3 separate regions of the Homo sapiens genome follow, and all the other regions are linked to region 2. The links are chromatin contacts, found by Hi-C or POLR2A ChIA-PET in ENCODE. All regions are on one chromosome and are shown on one strand. Each heading gives the region's core, a stretch centred on a gene start or an enhancer-like site at or near the end of the contact. The rest is flanking DNA. Distances are from core to core; before and after follow the strand shown. Region 1 overlaps KLHL29 (kelch like family member 29). Region 2 overlaps KLHL29 (kelch like family member 29). Region 3 overlaps KLHL29 (kelch like family member 29).

Region 1 (3,585 bases), core at 404-2,903, 160 kb before region 2:
TCCCAGCCAACCCTTCCAAAGGCCACCAGAACTGCTCCCAACAGCATATCCTCCTGAGCTTCGCCTGGTCTAATTTTAAACTCTCCCCGGTGGTAGAGCAAATAAAGTGCTTCTCCTTCTCTGGAGCAGAGTCTGCTATTGCTTGGAAGTTCGTTTCTGGGAGGGCGGCTGGTGGGCTTGGCACTGTTTCCTTCCTATCACCCCTTGGAGCCTCCGACACCGCCCTCCTGCTTCTAGTTACATATGGGTCCCCTCCCCTTGGTGAGGGAGTTCACCAAGCCAAAAATCTGGGCAGGCTGGCAGGGGTGGGCATGGTGGTGGGGAGCCTGGGGGGCAGAAAGGGAGGAGGTGGAAATAGATCTTTCCTAGGATTTGGCAGAGACCCAAAACCAGATCCTTCCCTTGGATTTGAACTTAGCCACCCAGCAATGAACTCATCATCTGAGCCTCCCCTCTTCTCGTGACTGTGCAAATGTTTAGCTTCACCTTCATGCAGCCGGCAGTCCATCTGTTAACACGCTGGCCAGAACAGGGCCTGGTGGCACAGAACTGACCCAGGAGTAGGTATAATCCTCTCTTCTAAATGTGCTTAATACCATTGATAATCTTGTCACATAAATCTCCCGGTTAGCAGTGAGCTGCAGCTATCACCGCTAGACTCCAAGAATCTTTCAGTAACGGATTCCACCTCCTGTAATCCATCTCCTTTCTTATACCGATTTCAGCTGCCATGTTGCCGAGCACGTGGGAGTACTGCCCTAACCTTTACAGGTGTGGTTTCTTGGCGAGCAGTCACTTGCAGATTAGGCCGACAGAGCCTGTTCATTCAGCCCACTCGGGTGTGTACCCAATCTGACAGCCGTTTCCTGCTCTTGGGGTCTGGTACTACGGTCTGTGTCTTCTGCATAATCTCCTTATTTTAAAGACTGAGTAGGCTGGCGGTGGTGGTTCATGCCTGTAATCCCAGCACTTTGGGAGGCCAAGGTGGGTGGATCACCTGAGTCAGGAGCTCGAGACCAGCCTAGCCAACATGGCGAAACCCCTTCTCCACTAAAAATACAAAAATTAGCTGGGCATGGTGGCAGGCGCCTGTAATCCCAGCTACTCAGGAGGCTGAGGCAGGAGAACCGCTTGAACCTGGGAGGCGGAAGTTGCAGTGAGCTGAAATCGTGTTATTGCACTCCGGCCTGGGCAACATAGCAAGACTCTGTCTCAAAACAAGAAATAATAATAAATAAAATAAAATAAAGGCTGAGTAAAACTTCCTAGACAAAGTGCTGGGCCTCTTGACTTCCTCTGTCCCTCATGGGCACCGCCCCCCTCCGCCCCAGCCTCTGTGCCCAGAGTAAGTCTAGGCACTTTCTCCAGCACTGCCAGTTTGGGATTACAATGTCGCCAAAGGCTTGGAGGGACGTGATGAGCTCAGGCTGTTGCCATGTTCCTCCAAAGAAATTAAACTCAAGTTATTAAATCACTTCCAAGACGTAAATTACGAGCATGAACACCGCTGGGCAGAGCCAATACTTTCCAAATTTGGATCCTCCCTAGTCCCAGAGTTTCTGCCATTCTAATCCCCAGAGGGCGAAGCTGGGAGGAGGGTGCCTGTTTCCAGGAGCAGGGTACGCAGCTCTGCCCCCAGTCCCTGGGCGGTTAAGGAATAAATATCCTTTGAGCAGCACCGCCGCCTGCCCCGGTATGGGCTCTGGGCACCAGCAACAGCTGGGTAAACAGTGGGCTGCCATCTAATTTCATACCCAGGCCCAGGGGAGCAGCTGGAGAAAAACACGGCACAGACCTGGGAGGCCGGCTGGAGCCTGCCTGGGGATCGCTCATCTTCTAAAATAGGCCCATAAGCCTCGGCTGACATTTGGGTATAGTTTCCTCCAGGCAGGTGGGTTTGTGGAGCCCTTCTGTCTCTAGAAGGCCCACCGTGGATCACTGGAACCAGTTCCTTCCTGGAATTCTATAAAATGACCTGCTGGCAATAACACAGTCAAAGCACAGTCTTTAACGGGAAGGAGTGTCCGAGTCCATGAATCTGCCCACTTTTTCTCCTTTCAATTACAACAAGATAAAGAGGAGCAGAGATGGCAGCAAAGAGAATTTTCTTCTGAATTAAAGTCTGTGAGAAGAGGGGAGTGGTTGGGGCTTGGAGCTTTTATTTGGCTTATGTGGTTTTTTGATTTAAAGAATTTCCCTGATGCTCTCTGAGTCTGATCAAGAGCTTTCTGTGAGGGTTATAACCAGTACAGCACGTCTGTTTCCATTTTCTTACTCCAGCTACGTAAGAGTCCCAATGTCGGCTCCCTTTAAATGGAGGCCACATCGAGTGTCTGATCCTACTCACAAGTCTGCCCCTCCTTGGAGACACCACTGCACGTAAATGACGCACCCAGCTCCTTCCCTTCTGAGAGGGACATGGGAGTACTAGAGCTTCTCGCTTTAATCGCCCTTTGAAACTTTTCCAAATTGGAGTCCATATGTTATAGGAAGCAGGCAGGTGATCATTAGGAAGCTTGTAGAAACATTTTTCGACACCAAGGAAGAAGGTGTGATGGTGTTTCATTTCAACTCAGCAGAGACGAGGTCAGCAGGTCAGCCTGCTGCTCCTGGATTAAACTCACAGCATCAAGAGCATGTTTTGCAAAAATCCAGTCCCACGCGGATGGACCTTCTTGAAGGAGATGCTAGGAAGAGACCCTTCCATGGGGTGTCCATGGGGTATCATTTTTCTGGGGCTGCGGCAACAAACGACCACACAGTGGGTGGCTTACAGGACAGAAAGGTCCCTTCTCACAGTTTGGGAGGTCCGAAGTCTGAAGTGAAGCTGTCAGCAGGGCCACACCCCCTCTGGATGCTCCAGGGGAGGGTCCTTTGCCTCTTCCAGTTCTGGTGGCTCCAGGCATTCCTTGCTTTATGGTGGCATCATTCATCTCTGCTCCGTCTTCACGTGGCCTTCTCTGTGTTGTCAAATCTCCTTCTCTGTTCTCTTGTAAAAACACTCGTCATTGGATTTAGGGCCCACCCCAATCTAGATGGTCTCATCTTGAGCCTTACTTTAGTTACCTCTGCAAAGACCCTATTTCCAAACAAGGTCACGTTTAGATATTCTGGGTGGACATATATTTGGCTGGGGGGTGGGGTACTATTTAACCTACTACATGGGGAGTGCCCTGAAAGTAAAATTCTGCTTTCTCATCAGTTTGAATGTTTTCAAGAAGAGATGGGTTCCTTTGGAAGTGGCCCACCTTACCACCCTGAAATATAGCTTAAATCCCTACCTGGATGGGATGGGGAGTGGAACTGGGAAATTGTAGCAAGTTCACAGGTGAGCCAAGAACAGGGTTGGAACACAAAGCCTAGGCAACCCAGTTGTCTCTTCAGCCTATAAACCAGATGACTGGCATCTTGTGAAGTTCCTGGAGGGGCAGGACAATCTCAGGAGGCTGAGAAAGCAACTGCCAAGCCCCCGGGACCCCTGACACCAGGACCCTGAGTCATAGGGGTCCCCGGATCTTCTCACCATCCCCATCCTCCACCCCCACTTCTGGCTCAGTGTTGGCATTCAGAAATGTTAAATAACAA
Region 2 (3,744 bases), core at 1,145-3,644:
GGGATAGAAGTTGAGGGAAACTAGTGAAATCCTATACCCATGCCAGACCCTAAACACCTACCTCGCAACATCACTGGGGGAAAATGGGCCTTCAGGTCCCAAGCCTCACATGCAGGGGGACAGCGGAAGACACAGCCACTTGCCGCAGAGTGACTCAGCTCCCCTACATTTCTGCCCATGCAGATTCCTAGACCTGCCCACGTCAACACTCCAAGGCCTTCTGCGGACACGGTCCAAACTCTGTTCTCTCTGGATGGCAGCTGTCGTGGATGAGGCCATGCGGCAGGTGCTCTGTCATTAATCCGTTAGCAGTGATAGCCTGCAATGCTCCATCAGGGTGTGACATATTTCGACACCAATCAAGAAATGAGTTTTCACGCATGCTGATGGCTAATCAAGGCTGCAGGCAGAGACAGACTCTGGCACGCTTGTTAATGGCATTCTCTATTAAACGGGAGCCGCCCAGGTATAAAATAACCACCCAGATAGGAGCCTCCATGAGCACAGGAAGATGGGCAAACAGACAGCTGATGGGCTCCCAACATTGTTTTACTTAACTACAACATGCCAGAATATTCCACAGAACAGATTCCAGTGTTTAAAAATATGTCACAAAACTGACATCAAGGACCTTGCTCATACACTGACAGGATTTTACATTTTTATCTTAAAATATTTCCCAGTAGGTGAATTACCCAAATTAGTCAATAATAGACCCCAAAATTACTATGTTTAGCCAATTGAGTGTGACACCAAAACGCCTGACCACATGAGCCATCTCTCCCTCAAAGCCATTTTAACGTGACTGTCCGCAGGCGCTGAAAGGTTGCAATTTTGCTGTGATGATGAAATGCCACAGCAGAAGGCCATAAACTAATAAACACGGATGTGGCCACGCAGAACACGCCACCCCTCTGAGCCTCACAGAGAACTCAAAGTTACTGTTAACACCTAGAAGTTTTAAAAAATGTTATTTCCGCCAATATCAATTTTTCATCAGGACACACCATCTAAAGCATGACTTCCCACTGTGAGAGACTTTTCTGGCAGCTCAGGTTAAAGAAGTCATTCAGTAAAAGAGTGATTTTTGACAGATTCATTCATTTCCTGTGGTAACACCGTATTGTTAAGTTCACCTCCATTTTGGTGTAAATATAGAACGCCGCAAAAATATTCAGCCCAGAATGATCAACGTGTGGCCCCCTTTCAAACTGGCTCTTGCACAGTTTTCGGCTGTGCAATTAGCCAGCACCTTCTTGTGGAGTCAGGAGACCTGAGCTCCTGTTAGGTACTGTTTTGGGAAAAAGAGTAGGGACATTCAGAGGCACCATGCAGCGGTCACCTGGGATATGAAATGCCAGATCAAGAGGCCTGGGTATCAGTAAGCAAATCGTTTAATGGCTCAAATCCACATCACTCTATAAAAGAGTGCTATCACTTTTCTGGTTAGAATAAGAAAAGGCCTTGAAAGCAATGTTCTTTTCTGAATGACACATGTGGCTCTGTTAGAGGTTAGATTTCAGGGTGCGTCATGTGTACTTCACCCTCATGGCAGACTGTATCACCCCCCGCTAGAACACAGAAGCTTCCAGAAGAGCTGTCAGCTGAGGCTGGGTCCAGCTGTGCACTGAGACCTTGGCAGAAAGAGCTGGCAACCTGGCCCTTTGCTGTCCCAGTCACGGCTCTGAGTGCTGCACTGGATTCTCGGGCCATACTTTCCATGGGATGTTGACAAACTGCAGCCCATTTAGAGACGTGACTCAGATGCCAAAAGTACATGAAAAGTATGTGTGAGCCAGGGCAGGAGACATTCTTGCAGATTGGGCGTTTATTTGCAGCAGCGGGGAGGGTGTCTTTGCTTCTTTACATGCCTGAAAGGCCTTCCTGTAGCAGGCGGACCAGGTGCGCACTGGGAGACCCCGAGGGGCAGAAAGAACCAGAACTGGAGGGGAAAAGCTGATGGAAGAGGGGCCTCCCCTCAGTTGGGCTAGGAGCTCCTGCTCCTGGAGGTGACCAGTGGCCGCCGGGAAGTCACTTGGCAGGGGAGCCCTGGGGAGCTCATGAGTCAATGATTCCATAAATAATAGTACCTTGGATTGATACATTTGAGGATGGGTTGTGGCAGGTCAACCAGCTGGAACAGATACAAATAAATGTTCCTGCAGGAGGGTCACAAAACACCTGCAGAGCCTGAGTACAGTAGAATGGTTTCTGCTGTTGCGTAAGTTAACCCTCTGCCCTACTCATCCCCTCCTCCCCGCTTCCCACAGCCTTCCAGAACCCAGTTGTCCCTCCCAAGAGCCTTTCCCATGACCCTGAGGCCATCTCCCCACCTCAAAGGCACTCCCCAGGCATGGGAAGGGTGCAGTCATCCTCTGTGATCAGTATCTTTGAAATGGCACACACCCTTGTCCCAGAACACTGGAAGAATGCACACATGGGAGCCTGGGAGAATGTATACACAGCATGCTCTTGGCCACCCTGAGGCCCTGGGCGGCCTCTTCCCACCTCTCTGGGCTTTGATTTGTGCCCTATGAAGAAAGAGACCCAGCCTGGATCACTATTGTCCTGTGGTCCTTCCAGTGCTCACAAATGGTACAAGGAACAAAATTCCACCTGGCTGCTATTGTTCTGCCAAGTCATGTGACAGCCAGTTCTCAGAAATGATGTCGCCTGCACCCAGTACACCCAGTCTAATCTAAGGCAAGCTGGCAAAGCAGCTTAGCGGGGATCAGCCAAGGGCTGCTCCTTTCGGGGCTGCAGTCTGGGGGGACACTGGCTTCCTTTCATCTGTGTCTCCAGCTCACTCCCTATCCCCACACCAGGGTAGGACGCAGGCAGGGGGCTCACCCTGCTACCTGCCCAGCGTTGCGTTCTTTGAAGGATGAACTCAAAGGCAACACTCCTAAATGCCCTCACCTCTGGCTAGCTTTTGGCATTTGCTATGGGACCCTGGTCTGGCCGGCCCTGGAGAGAGAGGTATTTGCTGGCGCCCAAGGAGGAAGCCATACATTCCTTAGCAGGCGGGGACTGGTTGTTCCCCACCCTCACTTCTCTCCCCTTCTCCAGCTCCCTCCTGAAATCCCTGGGCTTTGTGTCTCTAGATCAGCATTTCCAATTCTGTTTTTGACTAATGAACTCCTTTCACAGTAATCTATAATTTCACAAACCCCCTACAATTAAAAAAAATCATTTTATCATTTTTGCATGGCTTATGGTAAAAAAGATTTTTAGTTAAATATTTTATATGAGTATATTATTCAAGGATTATATTAAATGAGCATTAAAAGACCATTTTTTAATAACGTTCATTATATATAAAGACACATTTCAACATTTTCCCATTTAACGTTATACACAACATTTCATTTCCTTTAAATTAGTTGTGCAAGGAAAGACTGATTTGTTGACAAATAAAAAATGACATTTTGGTTTGGGGACCAACATATCTAAAACATAATTGAAACTTAATTATGTGCATCAGCTTTAAAAATAGATAAAAACTGCTTTTGTGACCCGATCGTTAGAATTCGTGCATTTTTGAGCGTAAGGAAAATCAACTGCAGTGTTTTAGTAATGTTCAAATGTTATCTAAATGATGAGATAAAGCGAGATTCGGAGAGAGATTTATAAGTCCTTCTTCCAAATAACACATTGCTGGTAATAATTTTTTCTAATCAATAAAAGGCAAGCTGGTTAAATTATCTCTGTATTATCTGCCCCCCACACCCTTCTTTCTTCCTC
Region 3 (4,025 bases), core at 120-2,619, 140 kb before region 2:
CCGGGGAAACCGCAAATACCTGGGCCCGGGCCTGCCCATCAGTTGATGTGGTCTTGGCACGGGGTCAGACACATAGGCTAGGGGACAGGCCTCTGGGTGGGCAGGAGCCAGGCTAGAACGGCGGGAAGGCACTGTGGCCCAAATCTGCCAGGGGTGCTCGGGAAGCCAGCACTGCTGTCCTCCCTTCCCCCCACCCAGTGCTCCTGGGCACCAAGGGACCAGGGCTTAATCCGGGGAATCAAACAAGCCCCTGCAGGAAACAGGCCGGGCTGGAGGCAGAATTCAGTTCCTCTGTTGTGACATGCCAAGGAGCGGGCTGTCCTCACAGGAATGAACTTTCGCCCCCTCTCCCCCTCCTGGCCACCCTGCCCAGTCCTTGCCCCAGCTGTTGTTTTCTGTCTGAGACTGGGTTCCCTTCCTCTCATGTGGCTGTGGTTTGGGATCAGGCCAGTCAAGGATGGTGAATATCAAGCCACTCTGGAGCAAAGCGGGAGCTCTGCAGGCAGCACAGCCCTGTGGGGGAGCCCCAGCACCGAGCCCCTCCACTTCATCCCCCAGAGCAGCCCAACACCATCCCTACAAAGGCATGTATCCTTAAAAGGACAGACACTTTCAAGACGGCCTCCGGGCCCAGCCTCTCTCTCCCACCTGGAGCCCCGAGCAGTCGGTTCCAGCGGCTGCCATTCTCCATATGGCCAACAGCTGGCCCTGCAGAGCGCCTGCCAGATGTGGCCAGCAGGTCCAGCGGCTGGCCCTACTGGGCAGAGGTCACTGAGTCAGACCAGCGCTCGGGCTGGCGCCCAGGGGAGGAATGTGTTTGGCTGGCCTGGGGGCAGCGTGCCCAAATAATCCTCCATCTCCTCTCCCCTGTCCAACATTCTTTCCCTCCCCGCCTCAGTGGGGTGGTGTTTTCATAACAGGAAAATAAAATCAATAAGGCACTGCAGCAAGATGTCAGTGCGCTCCGAGCCAGCCTCCAATAGCTCCATTGTCTCAGCCTCTGCCAGGCTCTGTGGCCGGCAACACTCACAGTTATTAATGGGAAGCAGGGCTGAAAGGGAGTTTTGAAAACCAGGAGACAAAGGCGCAGCACACCTGGAGCGCGGCTTTCCAGCACCACAGCCACCTCACAATGGCCGGGCTGGGGCTCCCCGCCTTTAACTTCTCTGGCAACTTTTCTGAAAGCAGGAAAAGAAAAGCCTAGACACACACACATGTGCACACACATACACTCATGCACACACACACGCATGCAGGCACATACACGCATGTACACGGACACTGCCCCAAGGGGGCTCCTGGGAGGCAGCTCCGAATGGCCAGCAGAGGCAAAGGCAGCCTGCACAGCCCCTGCTCGGTGAGGAAGCAGGATGGGGACCGATGGCCTTCCTACCACAGCCATGGCCAGGGGCCCGGCCCTCCAGGACTCAGGCTGCCTGAGGGGCTCCGAGCAGCCAGCACGATGGAGGACGAGCTCAGCCCAAGGCCAAGCAAGAGCCTTGGCAACACTGTTTTCCACATTCCATTCAGCAACACAGGTTGGCCTCTGTTGCCATTCCCAAGGCTGGAGCCACCTCTTCTGAAAGAAACGGGAATGACCTGGCGCTGACATCCCTGAAGCCAGCTGTGGGGACAAGTCCTGGGTCCTCTGCAGAAAGGTCCCACAGCCTTGGACCAGCCCTTAGAAGGCCTACTGAGCCCTTGCTGTGCCTCAGTGTCCTCAACTGTAAGGCAGGGATGATAAAAGTACTGACCTCACCGTGCTGTGGCAAGGCTCAGAAGAGACAACGGATATGAGAACACGAGGCCCAGTGGTTAATAAAGTGTGGGTTTATCACCCTTTATGACTGTTACTGCTTGTCAGTATCTTCTTGCACACCCAAGTTACTGGCACCCCCAGGGATGCTTGCATGGTCTCAATTTATCTATTTAGGAACCCCATATTGCCATCTTGGAGGTCCACTGTTACTTCACTCATTAATAGCATCTAATCAACATGGCATAGGACAATGAGTGGCCTCAGCACCTGCTTGTCTTCCTACAAGTTAGTCACAGAGAAAGACTTCATGGATAATAAAACCCGCATGAATGCTCGCAAACAGTTTCCAGGCCCAGGTCCTGGAAGGACAAGACTCTGGAGGACTCGGGGCGTGGAGCACAGGCTGCCCCACAGGAGCCTGTGGGGCTGGCCTGAGCCTGCAGGGAGGCAGGGCCCCTCTGTCCGGCTCCTGCTCAGAGATGACACCACATCTTACCTTGGTGGTGACCGCAGACGCAGAGCTGGCCACGAGGCTGGTGATGGCCTCGCTGCTGCCGGTGGTGCAGGGAGCAGGAGCTGTAGCCGGGGTGGGCAGCCGGGAGGGCACCACGGGCAGCGGCAGGAGGCCGGGCCGGACGCTGAGGCTGCTGGCTGTGCCGCCACCGGCCCCCGAGGTGACACTGCAGATGCTGGTGGTCCCATGCGTCCCGTTGACGCTCCATTCGCGGCGGTCCCAGCCCACCCGGTAATCTCTTTCGAAGCGGCTATGGTGCCGGGACATCTCGGTGGGCCGAGGCGGCTTCTCACAGGGAAACAGAGCCCGGACCTGTGGTGACAGGGTGGAGAGAAGGGTGATTTAGGACTGGAGCAGGCAGCGACAACTGACAGCATCCATGAAGCCCCTTCTCTGGGTTCAATAACAGGCCTTCAAACATTAGCTCATTTCAGAGTCACGCTAGCCCACAAAGCATGGATCATTAATTAGCCCCACTTCACAGACAAGGAATACACAATTTGCCCAGGATCACGTGGCCAAAGTAAGTAGGCAGGATTTGAACCCAGTCACAGTTAAAAGTGATACTGTTTGTTCTGCCACATCTCACTGCCCTGAATGACACAAATGTGCATATTTTAATTATGGATGGGACTTTATCCCCTCCCACCCCACCGTGAAAAAAGAGCCGTGAACTCCTCAGGACGTGTTTTCCTCCAACACGTGATAGGATGCGGCCACCCACGTGTGCAGACTCACTTTATAGTGGACAAAGCCCTTTACATAAATCTCTCTTCCTCCTACAGTAGCCTGTGAGGCGGCAGGGCATGGATGGTTCCCAGTTGAGGGTCGAGGGACCTCACTGAGAATAAGTTATCCCTTGAGGTTCGAGTACTAGAAAGTGATAAAGAGTCCAGGATCCCCAGCCTTTAGATCCTAGCTAAATGCACAACTCAAGTCGCAAAGGGTGTTAGCCTCCAGGAGTTGAGTTCCCTTTCATAATCACAGCCCTATGATTTGATCTCGGGCGGCATCAGAGACCCGGAGTACCCTGGCCTCTGTTAACCAGACTATCTCCCACACAGCTCTCCTGAGCCTCTGAGCATAAGGCCCTTCCATGTTGTCATGGAGACCTGGACACACCATGATACTTGGAAGGGCTTCTGAATCACCAAAGATTGCATTTTGCTCAGTATTACCATGACTTGCCTGGTTCCCTGCCCATCCAGGGCCTGGTGTTACTCTCGGTCAAGAACGCTGTAAAGACGCAGGGGAAGCTGTCGGTCTCAGAGGCCATGGAGAGGCAGAGACAGAGGGGAGAGGGCATGGCAGTGCCAGGGCACAAGTGGTGGTGGGTTAGGGTAGGGGTCTGCATCACACCCACAGCCCTGGGCATGGCTCAGGCACAGCTTGGTTGCCTTTGGCCTTTTCCATTCTCCAACTGTTTTCCAGTCTGGGGGTGAGTCCCCGGAGGTCCGGGTTCCCAGCTCCTTTTCCTATCCTGCCAGTCCAGCTCAGCCCTGGGGAGGCACCCTGGAATTGTTGGCCAGTGGACAGACGGGCCACTTTATTTTAAAAATATCTATCTATAAAGCCTGTTCTTACTGCAGACTTTGCACATCCAGACCTAGTTGTCAACTTCTAGTGCCATGGAGCCAGGGCCTGTGCCCAACCCAAGCAGCCTCCTACCCATGTTCTACTTGCATGCTGGCCTGTGCCCTGGTGGCCATCATCCCCTCTGCCAGGCACACTGGGCAGACCTGAACCCACCCT

The links. Hi-C counts contacts between places; a loop is a spot of excess contacts on that map. ChIA-PET counts read pairs that join two places held with the same protein, here RNA polymerase II (POLR2A). Pooled maps may share reads with other maps.
Region 1: a loop to region 2 is called in a map of psoas muscle, with 2.1 times the contacts of the local background. The contact joins two enhancer-like sites. A Hi-C loop is called at or near these places in 3 of 168 maps with a recorded cell type or tissue (esophagus muscularis mucosa, gastrocnemius medialis and psoas muscle) and 3 of 50 pooled maps.
Region 3: a map of gastrocnemius medialis shows a loop between it and region 2 (11-fold over the local background). The contact joins two enhancer-like sites. A Hi-C loop is called at or near these places in 2 of 168 maps with a recorded cell type or tissue (gastrocnemius medialis and heart left ventricle) and 5 of 50 pooled maps. POLR2A ChIA-PET finds 5 or more read pairs at or near these places in 2 of 52 experiments (CD8-positive, alpha-beta memory T cell and endothelial cell of umbilical vein).

What each region holds. Positions count from the first base shown.
Region 1 is chr2:23,582,384-23,585,968 of GRCh38, reverse strand. All of the region lies in intron 3 of KLHL29 (kelch like family member 29), which reads right to left. Among named protein-coding and RNA genes, the nearest start is that of LINC02923, 200 kb to the right of the region's middle. RefSeq lists a silencer at 3,429-3,572. Within about 2 kb of position 1,653, at least 6 of the 41 ENCODE cell types and tissues checked have a DNase peak (open chromatin) inside an H3K27ac peak, as active enhancers do; they include gastrocnemius medialis and psoas muscle, where a contact is called at or near this core.
Region 2 is chr2:23,424,666-23,428,409 of GRCh38, reverse strand. All of the region lies in intron 1 of KLHL29 (kelch like family member 29), which reads right to left. Among named protein-coding and RNA genes, the nearest start is that of LINC02923, 39 kb to the right of the region's middle. RefSeq lists an enhancer at 2,322-2,822. Within about 2 kb of position 2,394, at least 13 of the 41 ENCODE cell types and tissues checked have a DNase peak (open chromatin) inside an H3K27ac peak, as active enhancers do; they include gastrocnemius medialis and psoas muscle, where a contact is called at or near this core.
Region 3 is chr2:23,560,712-23,564,736 of GRCh38, reverse strand. KLHL29 (kelch like family member 29) reads right to left here. Exons shown (of 14, transcript NM_052920.2): 3 at 2,256-2,585. The coding sequence starts at 2,540. Among named protein-coding and RNA genes, the nearest start is that of LINC02923, 180 kb to the right of the region's middle. RefSeq lists a silencer at 343-704. Within about 2 kb of position 1,369, at least 15 of the 41 ENCODE cell types and tissues checked have a DNase peak (open chromatin) inside an H3K27ac peak, as active enhancers do; they include gastrocnemius medialis, where a contact is called at or near this core.